Linked DNA regions of Homo sapiens: region 1 is linked to region 2. A link is a loop called in an ENCODE intact Hi-C map of the cell type or tissue named here. Cell type or tissue: PC-3. All regions are shown on one strand. Links, peaks and the distances in the headings refer to the core of each region. The heading gives the core; the rest is flanking DNA.

Region 1 (5,388 bases), core at 226-5,225, 140 kb after region 2:
GACTGATCAAGGTGGGGCAATGTATTAGTCCATTTTCACACTGCTGTAAAAAAATACCTGAGCCTGGGCAATTTATAAAGGAAAGAGGTTTAACTGATTCACATTTCCACATTGCTGGGGGAGCCTCATACTTAGAATCATGGCGGCAGACAAAGAGAAACCAAGGACCTTCTTCACATAGTGGCAGGAGAGAGAAGAGCCAGTGAGTGAGGAAGTGCCACTCTTTTAAAATTATCAGATCTCATGAGAACTTCCTTACTACCATGAGAACAGCTTGAGGGAAACCTTCCCCATTATCCAATCACTTCCCACTAGGTTCCTACCTTAACACCTGGGGATTACAACTCAAGATGAGATTTGAGTAGGGGCACAAAGCTCAACCATATCAGACAGGGGTGCTGATGTGCCACTTATGAAAGGAGAGGCAGAAGGAAGCAGGATGGAGCTGGGAGTGTCTCAGTCCATGATGTAGATCTGACGAAGTCTTAGCCAATATAATGGAAGTCCCATAGCAAAGACTGCCTGCAAGAGAGTCCCACACTGGATAGAAATGGCCTGGCCTGGCCATGAACCTCCATGCTCAGGCAATGTCTGGGTCTGCCTAGGATGTGCATGGCCTTGGCTTGAAAGTTAAGGTGGATTCTACAGACGGTGTAGCTGGATGCTGTTGGCTAACTGCACATCTTGCAACCCGACAGCAAGTTATTCCTTGAAGGGAAAAGCAAGTGGTGCACCTCATGACTATATATGTTTACATTTTTAAAGACATGACATTTTAATATAATTCCCACTTAAATACTTTAGCTGGCTATTGTTTTCTTTACTATACCCTGACTTTCTAGTTAGTGAACTATAGCCAACATAGAGACCAAATGTCCCAGTTTGAAAATCCTAAATTCCTACCTACAGGGTTGAGAGAAGAGAAGGGATTATGCTAGATTGAGCAATTAAAATTTGATACACTGGATCAGGTCAACTGTTACAAAAACACAGGTGCTGCCAGTCCATTTTTCATATCCCTGGCAGACCTGGCCGATTGATCACAGCACTCTTCCTTATGAGTTGTGTTGTCTGCCTCAAAATTATTTTCAACATTGTGATCCAGACAGCCATTCCCAATCTATCACCATTGGCGCCTAAGATGAAACCAATTTATCATCCCATCACTAGGTAATAGGGGAAAAACACAGGTCTTGGAGCAGGTGTGTGTGCTCAAATGCTTGTGAGGGTGCTAATGAGAGTGTGAGATTGAGGGAGAGGTGATGAAAATACACACTTGAAATTATTTATCAATTAGAAGGTTATGTTTTAATTTTTTAATTAATAAATCTGTTTAAACCCAGAATACCTTTTTCCCAGAGGCAATATTACAAATAAGGATTATATACAAAAGTCAGCATCTAAATCCTTACCTATCTATATATAAGTATTACTGCATTTGCTTTTGGATCCTAACAATAAACTCAGTGCTCATTGACCTTAACAAATAGGGTTTTATTCTTTCTCCCATAAAAAGAAATCTGTAGGTAGGCAACTATCAGCATAGGTTCAGGGTTTTAGCAACAGATCTTTGTGATTCTCTTGCTACTTTCCTTGTAGTTACAGAATGGCTGTTGTTCCAGGCATTGTCTTCAATATTATTTGGAGGTAATTCATCAGGAAATATAAAACTCTCTAAGTAGTCTCCCCCAGAAGAATTCCATGTACATTTCATGGGCCAGACAGGATGACATGACTGTCCCTAGCTTCAAGAAAGATGGGCAAACCACATATTTTATTTTCCAGCCTCTGTGCTGGGAGGCAGCAAGGGAGAAGGGGTTAGACATAGCTTTTAGGTAGCTTGCCAATAGGGAATGGTACTTAGACCTAAAAGATAGCAGTACTAGTTTTCTAGAGGTTAAAATAATACTCGATGTTCTCAAGCATGAGCAGAAATATCCTGCGTTCACTCCTTTACTACTCACTTCCGCTTTCTAATAAAAAGAATTTGATAAATATAATGAGCATCTCAGTATATTTGCCAGGTGAGTGTGGATTCTACACGTTTGTGCTTTAGCAAAATAAATTACTACTTTGAATTTTAATAGACTTATGTCTTAAAATCCAGTCATTGGATAGATTTAAGGTGAAATGCTGTTGATACATTACTATTCATTGTAGGATTAACCCAACAATCCACCACAATTTAAATGAGAATTTAAAAATCAAATTAACAGTGAGTTATAATGAAAGGTAAGAATGGCAGAAATGGAAATCTCCAGCCCACTCATGATAACAACACTCAAAATGTATAGCCTATTTACTAAAAATTACAGAAGTTCCAAACTATCTCCTTGTCTCTAAGTGAGTCACATGCCAGAATTAACAGTTCTTTGGTGCTATGCAATCTTCTTAGTATAGCACAGAATTAAGTCATTGGTAAACTGTAATAATGTGCTAATTTTAGATCATTATGCCATAATGTAGTAATCCTTAGTAAATACTTAGTAAGTTACTAGAAAGTAGCTCTTCATCATATGCAAAAAATAAAACTGAAGACATTGCATGTCATTGGCTTCCAAGAATTGGAGAAAGGAAATTTTAGAGTCAGTTTTTGGTTCATCTATAGGACAGTATGTTGGATCATATTGTAAAGAATTGAGATGCATAGATGAGAGCACTAGTTTGAAATCAACAGCTGGATTTGACTCCATTCCACCTCTGACAACTTAGGACAAGTGTCTTAAGCCCTGCATAGCCCAGTTTCCTCATTATTAGACTGGCAACTACTAACACAGAAACTATTCTACTTACAATATGGTTGTAATTGAATCTGTTTGTTGGAAATTCCAAAGTGACTAAGCTTGCTGTCACAAATGCACTTCCAGGAATAGGAGCATGAATCAGTTTCTCAAAGCTTTTAATAAAAGCTGGTGTTCTTGTTTATGCATGTTCAATGCCATGTCTGCCTAGGTGATAAAATAATGTTTGGTGCATAGAAGGCACTAAAAATATAGCTTTTGAATGAGTGAAGGACATTTTCCCCAAAATTATTGTCATTTGTCATTTGTCTCTGCTGGAAGTCTGTGGGGGCAGATAACTGTTCTTGGGGATCTCCCAAGTGTCCTGAGGAGGTCCTTAGGAGCCACAGCCTGCATTCTCGTCGCCTCGCCCCTCATGTGGATGTGAACCAGACTGGAAGAGGCATCCCTTTGCCTTGAGGCAACAGTTTCAAGAGCAGAGTCTCTTTGGCCAGCTCTTAAACTTCTCCCAAGTTAGCCCTCCCCGGAATGAACAGGAGGCTCCTCTGCCCATCTAGTGTCAAGGTGCCGACTCAAGAAGTCATCCTTTGTCTTCCTCTTCCATTCTCTTGCTGATATTGTCCACGGACACAGGCACAGCACTTTTGTACGTTGCACGATTTGCTCTTTGCCCTTTATAATCATTTCTACTATTGAATAATTCATCCTATATTCGTGTGAAGAGTTCCTCTTTTTCTCATCACTTCCAGTTTTTAAAAATCTCTTCTGTTTCCATGGTAATTGTATATATCAACAAGGACTTTGAACACTCTCCATTTTCTTGGATTTATTGAATCTGATGTGGTTAATAATGCTTGGGAAAACTTCTCAAAAAAAACTCTCACAAACACAGCAAATGCATTGATGGTGAACAGCACAGTTTTTGAGTTCAAAAGGCAGCAGTGTACATTCCATATCATCTGCTGTTACCATGTAGTATGTTCTCACAGGAGAGCTTGGGATTTTATCTGTGAATATCCATAGGTTGAAAGTTGGTAAGCAAAAGAACATCTGTAACTAACCTACTCTTTTTCTGCAGGTTTGTTGTTGGGATAAAAGTTAACGTGCTCTAGTGCACTGTAGCCTATAAAATGTTATCCTTTCTGTGACGCATGCCCCATTTCCACCATGCCATGTGGGGACACAAGGAACAGATCTTTGTCCACAGGAAAAGTGGAAACTCAGAGTTGAATTTCCTCTTCACTCCAAAGCATGACTATGCATGCACACACACACACACACACACACACACACACACACACACGTGCGCGCACACACACACATGCACTCAAACTCCTAAGAGCTGGAGGCAGGGATCCTGGCTCAGAGTTAGAGCTCTCACAACAGGAAGGATAGAGACAAAATTCCTAGTTGCTGATCACTTGCTAACTCTCTTCATTTTCAGAAGAAAACACCTCCTGGCATTTGCTTAATGGAAGGCACCTTTCTAGTCAATCACTTGACAAGTGTTCTGAATTGGATTTTAAAAGGACAGAGGTTGAGATTAGGGTTAGGGATTTTTATTACATCTCAAAGTGCCTGTATAAATTACACAGTGGGGATTTTCAGTTGAAAGCTTTTCCAGTTAATAAACAGGAGACTCATGTATCGGCATTTTTGTAATGCTATAAGAATGGGGAAGTGTAGGTTCTGGCACGTATTCATGTAAACAAAAAGTGAGTGACGAATTTTTACCTTGAGTTTTAGAATCACACTCTTATAAATAATTTACATACAAGGAGAGATCATAGAGATAACCTGTAGAAAAACAGAAAGATGAATTTTTTCCAGCTAAACTTGTCTTGGTGCAGAACTATCTTGGGCATATCAGATTTTATAAAGATACTTTTCCTCTTACATTTCACACTTCACTTTCACTATCCAGAAGCCAAGTGGAGGCATTTTCCCTGATGAGTGGGAGTTGTAAGGACTAGCTCAAGAGTAGAATAGGCTTAGGCAAAACTATAATGTAGGGGAAATCATCCATGTAACCTGAATCCTATTTTAGTGTCTTGAGCCTAAGCCCTATCTTAATCCCCAGAACCCCAAAGTTCTGCAGACAAAAAGTTCCCCATAGAAGTGGCCTCCTGATCTTTAAACAGAGCCATGGGCTTAATCTTCCTTTTGCTGCCATCTAAAATTTAATAATTCTAATATTCATTTCCTCAGGGCCTTAGCTTGTGGACAAGCTAATGTATGCCAACATACCCAGAGTTCTTATGATCTAAAAGTGTTATTCTCCTGGGTAAGTGGTAAGTAGTTTGCATTTCAACAAGGATAAATAAATGCCTTGGTTCAAAAGAATGACAGGGTAGGGTTGTTAAAAATATTACTTCCTCCAGGAAGCTTCTGCCTCCCTCTACCCTCATGGATTAGAAGTTCCCAGGAAGGCTCCTATGTAAAGCATGCTTCTCCTGTCATGGTATTTGGCACCCGTCATTGACAACACTTGTTTAATAAGCTCTGTGGGTACAGCCCCATGTATATTCATACACATATACTGTTGTATTAATTCCCACCACCCGGCTCCCTGATGGAACACTTGAAGGACATTAATAAATACTGTCTGTTGAAGAATGAACAAAGCTAAGGGTTTCAGGGACTCTAG
Region 2 (5,388 bases), core at 135-5,134:
CTCAGTCTCTCTGTCTCTGAGCTTCAGCTATCTGAATTTGGCAACATGTGAAAGGTTTTGATACCTCCTCCTTCACTGGCCAGAAGAGAGCAACTTGAAGGCCGAATACAGTCTGAAAAGAATTCCCTATTGTTTAAAAATCATGGCCCTATGATGAACTCTAAGTCATAACATCGATCATTTCTCTAGGATGCAGCTCCCTAAAGATTTTACTGTCTAACTGAGCGAATTGTCAGGGAGATGTTCCCTACACCCCAGTCTTAGAAACTCTGGGTCTGGAGTGATGACAATTCAGCTGATAACACAAATTGCTGTGATGTCCCTTTTGGGTTTTCAGTTTTCTATTTTTTTTTTAAAGCCCATCCATGAAGGTAACCCATGTAGGTCTCTTTCTTGTTAACTTAAAGACCCTACCTAATAGACTTGAGGATTAAATTAAGTTTATCTGTTTTTAATTTTTTCCTCATTTTATAATTCAGATCTATTACAAGAAATTTTAAAAAATCAGTTAGCAAAAAATAAAATCAATAAAAAATTGCCTGCAATTTACCAAGATAATTTTTTGCATATATTCTGCCAGACATTACATATATATGTGTGTATATATGTATATATATATATGTGTATATATGTATATATATGTGTATATATGTATATATATGTGTATATATGTGTATATATATGTGTGTGTATATATATATATATTTAAATGAAAATAGGATCCTACAGTTTGGTAATCCTTTTTCTTTTGTGTAAAGAATAATGTCTGCTTTGGATTAACATTAAACTTGAAAGTGACAATTCTTCAATTTTCCCCATAGTGAATAGATTTTTCTGAAAGTCAGGTAAGAACAAACCAAAAATAAATGCAATAGCTTATAGCATCTCTAGGTTGTGTGCATGTTGCACTTCTTCTCCTCCTCATTTTTATAGTACTGGTAAATGTAGAGATGAGATGACAGGGAAGAAAGGAAACTATACCCTGTCAGGTCATCATGCTACCTCTACCTCTCTCTACACTGGGTCTTGGCTTATTTATTTTTGACCAACAAAGGAGCCTCCTCTGGGTAGCATGACAGGCCTTTTGTAGCTTTGGGATCTTAGGCAGGCACCAGTTAATCATCACATAATAACAGGAAGTGGGTCCTACGGCTGCCTCATGTCGGGCTGTCTCGTTTTCACTCAACTGGGTGTGGTTACGACATGGAAGTGATGACCAGAAGCTCCCACCAGAGTGAGGGGTCCACCCTCTTGATCCCCTGACACAAATACTTCACCCACTTTCTCTGTATGTTGGAGTCCAAGGCTTGACAGACCCTTTTTATTAAATATTTCAGTTATTTTACTGAGTGTTCTCTACCATCATTTTAGGTGGTTTATAGAGGTGAACTTGCTACAACTTCCTACTTCATAATCATCACAATCCATATTAAAAAATATTTCCGCAGCTGTATTGCATGAGACACAGCTTACACATACTTTAAACACTAATATTTTTGGGTAGTTTAAATTGTGACACTCAGACAAATATAAAATGAATAAATGTTATTCATTTATTCATTTTATATTTATATTTATAAATAAGGTTTTATTTATTTGACTCTAGCTAATGAGGAAGCAGTAAGATGTTACAGCTGGTTCCAAGAAGAAGCACATATATATGCAGGAATGCTGAAATGAATAGGTGAAAAACTGATGAATATCCTCAGAGCAATAATCAATTGCATTTCAGCAGACACAATTCACTGCTTTCCTTTCTATGGATAAGAATATTTTGCATGATCAGTTTTCCATAACTTACAGAGTTGTAAAATAGCTCAGAGACAATGAAAGTTAGACATGACCCCTAGACAAGACACTCAGTGATCCTTTTTACCCATTTAAAAATCTTTCATATTTCTAATTGGAGTTTGTGCGCCCCTGCCTTTGCTGCAAGATTCTTTTCAGTGTAGCTATTTGCCATTAAGCAACGTGGACGCAAGCAAGGGAGTAAATAGTACCCAATGGAGAAGCTGCTCTCATGCAAAAGTTTATGGCCACACCCTCTTGATCACCAACTGGTCCCTAAGAGATTGGGAAGAAAAAACAGTAAGAGGCTGGCTTGCTTAAGTGAATTCCCTTAATGCCAGTGAAGTATCTGAGCAACCAATGGGATTCCAGATAACACAGGGAATAGAAGCCTAACTTGTCCCGTCAGATCATCCTGTTCCAAGAACCTCATTTTCATCAGGGTCAGAATCACTTTCGATGGAGTGAAGCTGTGAGGTCAGGTTGCCCTATTAGACTGAGCCAGAGGGTGACTACAGAGTGAAATCAACCAAATTCACACATTTTTTAAAATACACATTTTCTTACAACCTAAACAATTTAAATGTTTAAATCATTCCCATCAGCATCAGCTTCACTGGGATTGTTATTAATACATCTTCCAATTCTACTACTACCATTAAAATAACCTTCAAACAGGCCTGCCAATGCTCAGCTTAAATCATCTTTAAAAACGTATGTTTATAGAACTACCCAGAGTAATGTGTGGTCTCTGGAAACCATCAAGGGGAAGCGTTATGAAATTTTCTATTGTAAGCAGCAGACCAGCTCTCCAAGGGATTTCCCAGACTGCCCGATAAAATCAGGCCTCCTGGACAGGAGGTGAAGTCCTCACAAAGTACAATAGATACTTGTTTTGGCAACAATCCAGATACTCACCATTAATAGCTTCTTCTAAGTCAGTTTGATTATAGCTTGATTGGGAGAAAACACCCTCCCTGTCTACTTTGCCTACATGAAAGGCATGAAAGAGGTGGGGCAGAGGAGAGGCCTTCTATCATTCTCTAAGACCTAGAAATCTACTTTCACCGGAAGGCACAGACTTCACAGAAGAATTGAGCAAGAGCCAGCGTGGAAATATTGGACAGCTTCCCGGCAACTCTTGAGTCAGGTCATTATTGTGCAGTTTCATCACTTTGTTTGAAGGGAATTCCCAGGACTTCAGGCGTATTCAGGTTCATATGTTATGCAGAAATGCATTCCAAAATCAAAAATACGGTTACTGTGATTTGGGACTTTCTACCCCTATACTTCCTGCTATTCACTAATATAATTATGCATGTTTTATAATTAGAGTATGTTAGGATACACATTTGCATCTTGTATGTGGTTGGGAATACATTCTCAAATCTATTTGTGGGCCCAATAAGCCATGTGACCATGGCAAGTTTCCTCATGGCTCTGTATGTCAATGTACTCATCTGTGAGCTAGAGGCAGGGGTACCAGATGGTCTTTCAACTCCCTTTGACTCTACACATACATTTCCATCTACAAACTAAGTCTGAATTCCTTTAGAAAAGGTGTCAAGAGATTTGTGCCTGGCCAAGACCTTGGAGGATGATGGTGTTGCACTTCGTCTAGTTATTCAGGTAAAAGTAATGACTACTTATATATCTTTTTAGGGTCCCTCTGCTAGGGTTAAGCTTCATGAAGCAGACATGACATCTTTCTTGCTCAGCACTGTCTCCCCAGTGCCTAACACAGTGCCTGGCACATGCAAAGCCCTTGGTAATTATATGTTGAATGAATGAAGGTCACCAGGAGCCTGGATTCTTATCTGCTCAACCTAGGTGGTGAAGAAGCCTGGTGAGACTAGGATTGGGAAAGTTCCCCCAGCTGCTCTGACCTTAAAGGCAGAAGAAGACTCCAGACAATGGTGACCACCTTCTGGGGCCTCTTCTAGCAGCTGAGGCTGCAGGATCTGCAATGCCCAATCCCTAAACCTTCCTAGCCATGTCCTCACACTCCAGGACTGACAATATTAACACATCCCCTGCAGCTCTATGCTTGCCTGGGCTCTACCTGCAGAGATGCTGGGTGGGACAACGTATGTCAATGCTTAGGGGATTCCTACATGATTTTGATGCTGCCTCTCACCTCTGCACTTTGAACCAGGCCTGCCAGACCAACTCCAGTTCCACTCACAGTGCTCCACATGCATCGCTGCAGCCCTGGGCACTCTCCTGCCAATCCCGATGCAACTCTGGCAAGTCCAAATCACTGTAAGGATCACTGCAAGGATGCTCAAGACAAGGGAACAAGTGGGGCCTGGAACCGTGCCCAAATTCCCCTCACTAGCAGTGAGCCCTGCCTGGCATAAAGTTTTGCTCAGCAAAAGGAAAGGCAAACACGGAAGGGTGGGGTTAGAAAAAGCCATAATCCAGATGAGTCACTTTTAATACTTTGCATAAAGGCAGCCCTGCCAGAAGCATCTTTTTTTGGTTTTTCTTTTTTAAAAAATTCTAAATAGTTAAGTGTCCAATATATGCTGGTCAGTCAATACATTTTATATAAAAGTGCAGGATTTGAGCATTTATGTAAAGTGCAGAGCTTACTCTGTTTACCACTGCCATGTGTAAGCAGGGCTGGCCCATTCCCCCTTAGTTACACTTAAAATTTCCTCTTCCAGGCTCAACTCAGAGAAGGAGAAGCTGCAAGAAAGCTCTGCTTTCCCCTGCATCTTGGGGCAGCCCTGTTTGCCTCACAGACAGAGAAGAACCGAGCCCTATATGATATTTTCACCTAATACGAAGCTGAACTTTGGTAACAGTATTAAGCTTTACAATGTTCCTTATGGTCTCCACATTTTGTTTCACTCTTTTGAAATCTGTGATCTCCACTAGAGATCTCTAAATATAATATTCAGAATTTGGAATATCAGCAATTGGAGGTCACACTAGCATTGTGATTGAATTGGGGCTGGGTGGCAGAGAGAGAGTTCAGTTGTACTTGGGCAGGCTCTTTGCTTGTCTATAGGGCTTTAAAGTTTCCCAGGACTAAACCATTTGATTAGCATATGATTTTTCCGTAAACATTGTCCACAGATTATGATCAAAAGTAGTGTGCACTTAAACAAAGACCTGTTAGAATGAACACATTTTCTTTCTTTCCTTTGCTGAGTCTTTCCTTAGGCTCACAATCCTAAGTCTTGGGGGATGTTTGACGATGTCAACATCCATTTTCAAATGTCCAGCAACTTCTACATGTCATCCAGATGGGATGAAAATTAACAAAATGCATCTGTTTTGCAAACTGCTGAATGGAAGATTTGTAATTATAAGATATCTGAAGTTTATGGTTTTGTTTTTTTTTTTAATTTACTAAAAGTCTACAGGGAAAGGAAAACATTGAATTTTAAGTGTGTGTGCATGTTGTCTGTGTATGTGTATGTAAATTGTGCAAAGGATAGGGGAGGGCGAAAGAACCAGTGATGGCAGAAAGTGCTTCCCTTTTAATAATAAGAAACAAATGGAGATGATTTGGTCTGGGAAGCCTCACTGTACTTCTGCAAAGTCATTTGTATATTGGCTAAGTGATTTGCACACTGCTGGGGCTACCGG

What was found. Peaks named below come from ENCODE experiments on the same cell type or tissue, not always from the same donor. Only the 100,000 strongest peaks of a DNase experiment are listed, where the experiment ranks them.
Region 1: a loop joins it to region 2, with 2.8 times the contacts of the local background. A loop is called at or near these places in 5 of 110 quality-filtered maps.

The regions. Positions count from the first base shown.
Region 1 is chr3:108,128,483-108,133,870 of GRCh38, forward strand. The region is part of intron 1 of LINC01215 (long intergenic non-protein coding RNA 1215); the gene reads left to right. Among named protein-coding and RNA genes, the nearest start is that of LINC01215, 6.1 kb to the left of the region's middle. RefSeq lists an enhancer at 2,573-3,772. In PC-3, for the core only: no CTCF peak of the experiment used is centred there; DNase peaks (open chromatin) are centred at 2,829 and 4,409; H3K4me3 peaks cover 1,000 bases; H3K27ac peaks cover 3,476 bases.
Region 2 is chr3:107,984,542-107,989,929 of GRCh38, forward strand. No RefSeq gene overlaps it. Among named protein-coding and RNA genes, the nearest start is that of CD47, 100 kb to the right of the region's middle. RefSeq lists an enhancer at 1,192-1,251. In PC-3, for the core only: no CTCF peak of the experiment used is centred there; DNase peaks (open chromatin) are centred at 1,120, 2,900 and 4,150; H3K4me3 peaks cover 664 bases; H3K27ac peaks cover 4,148 bases.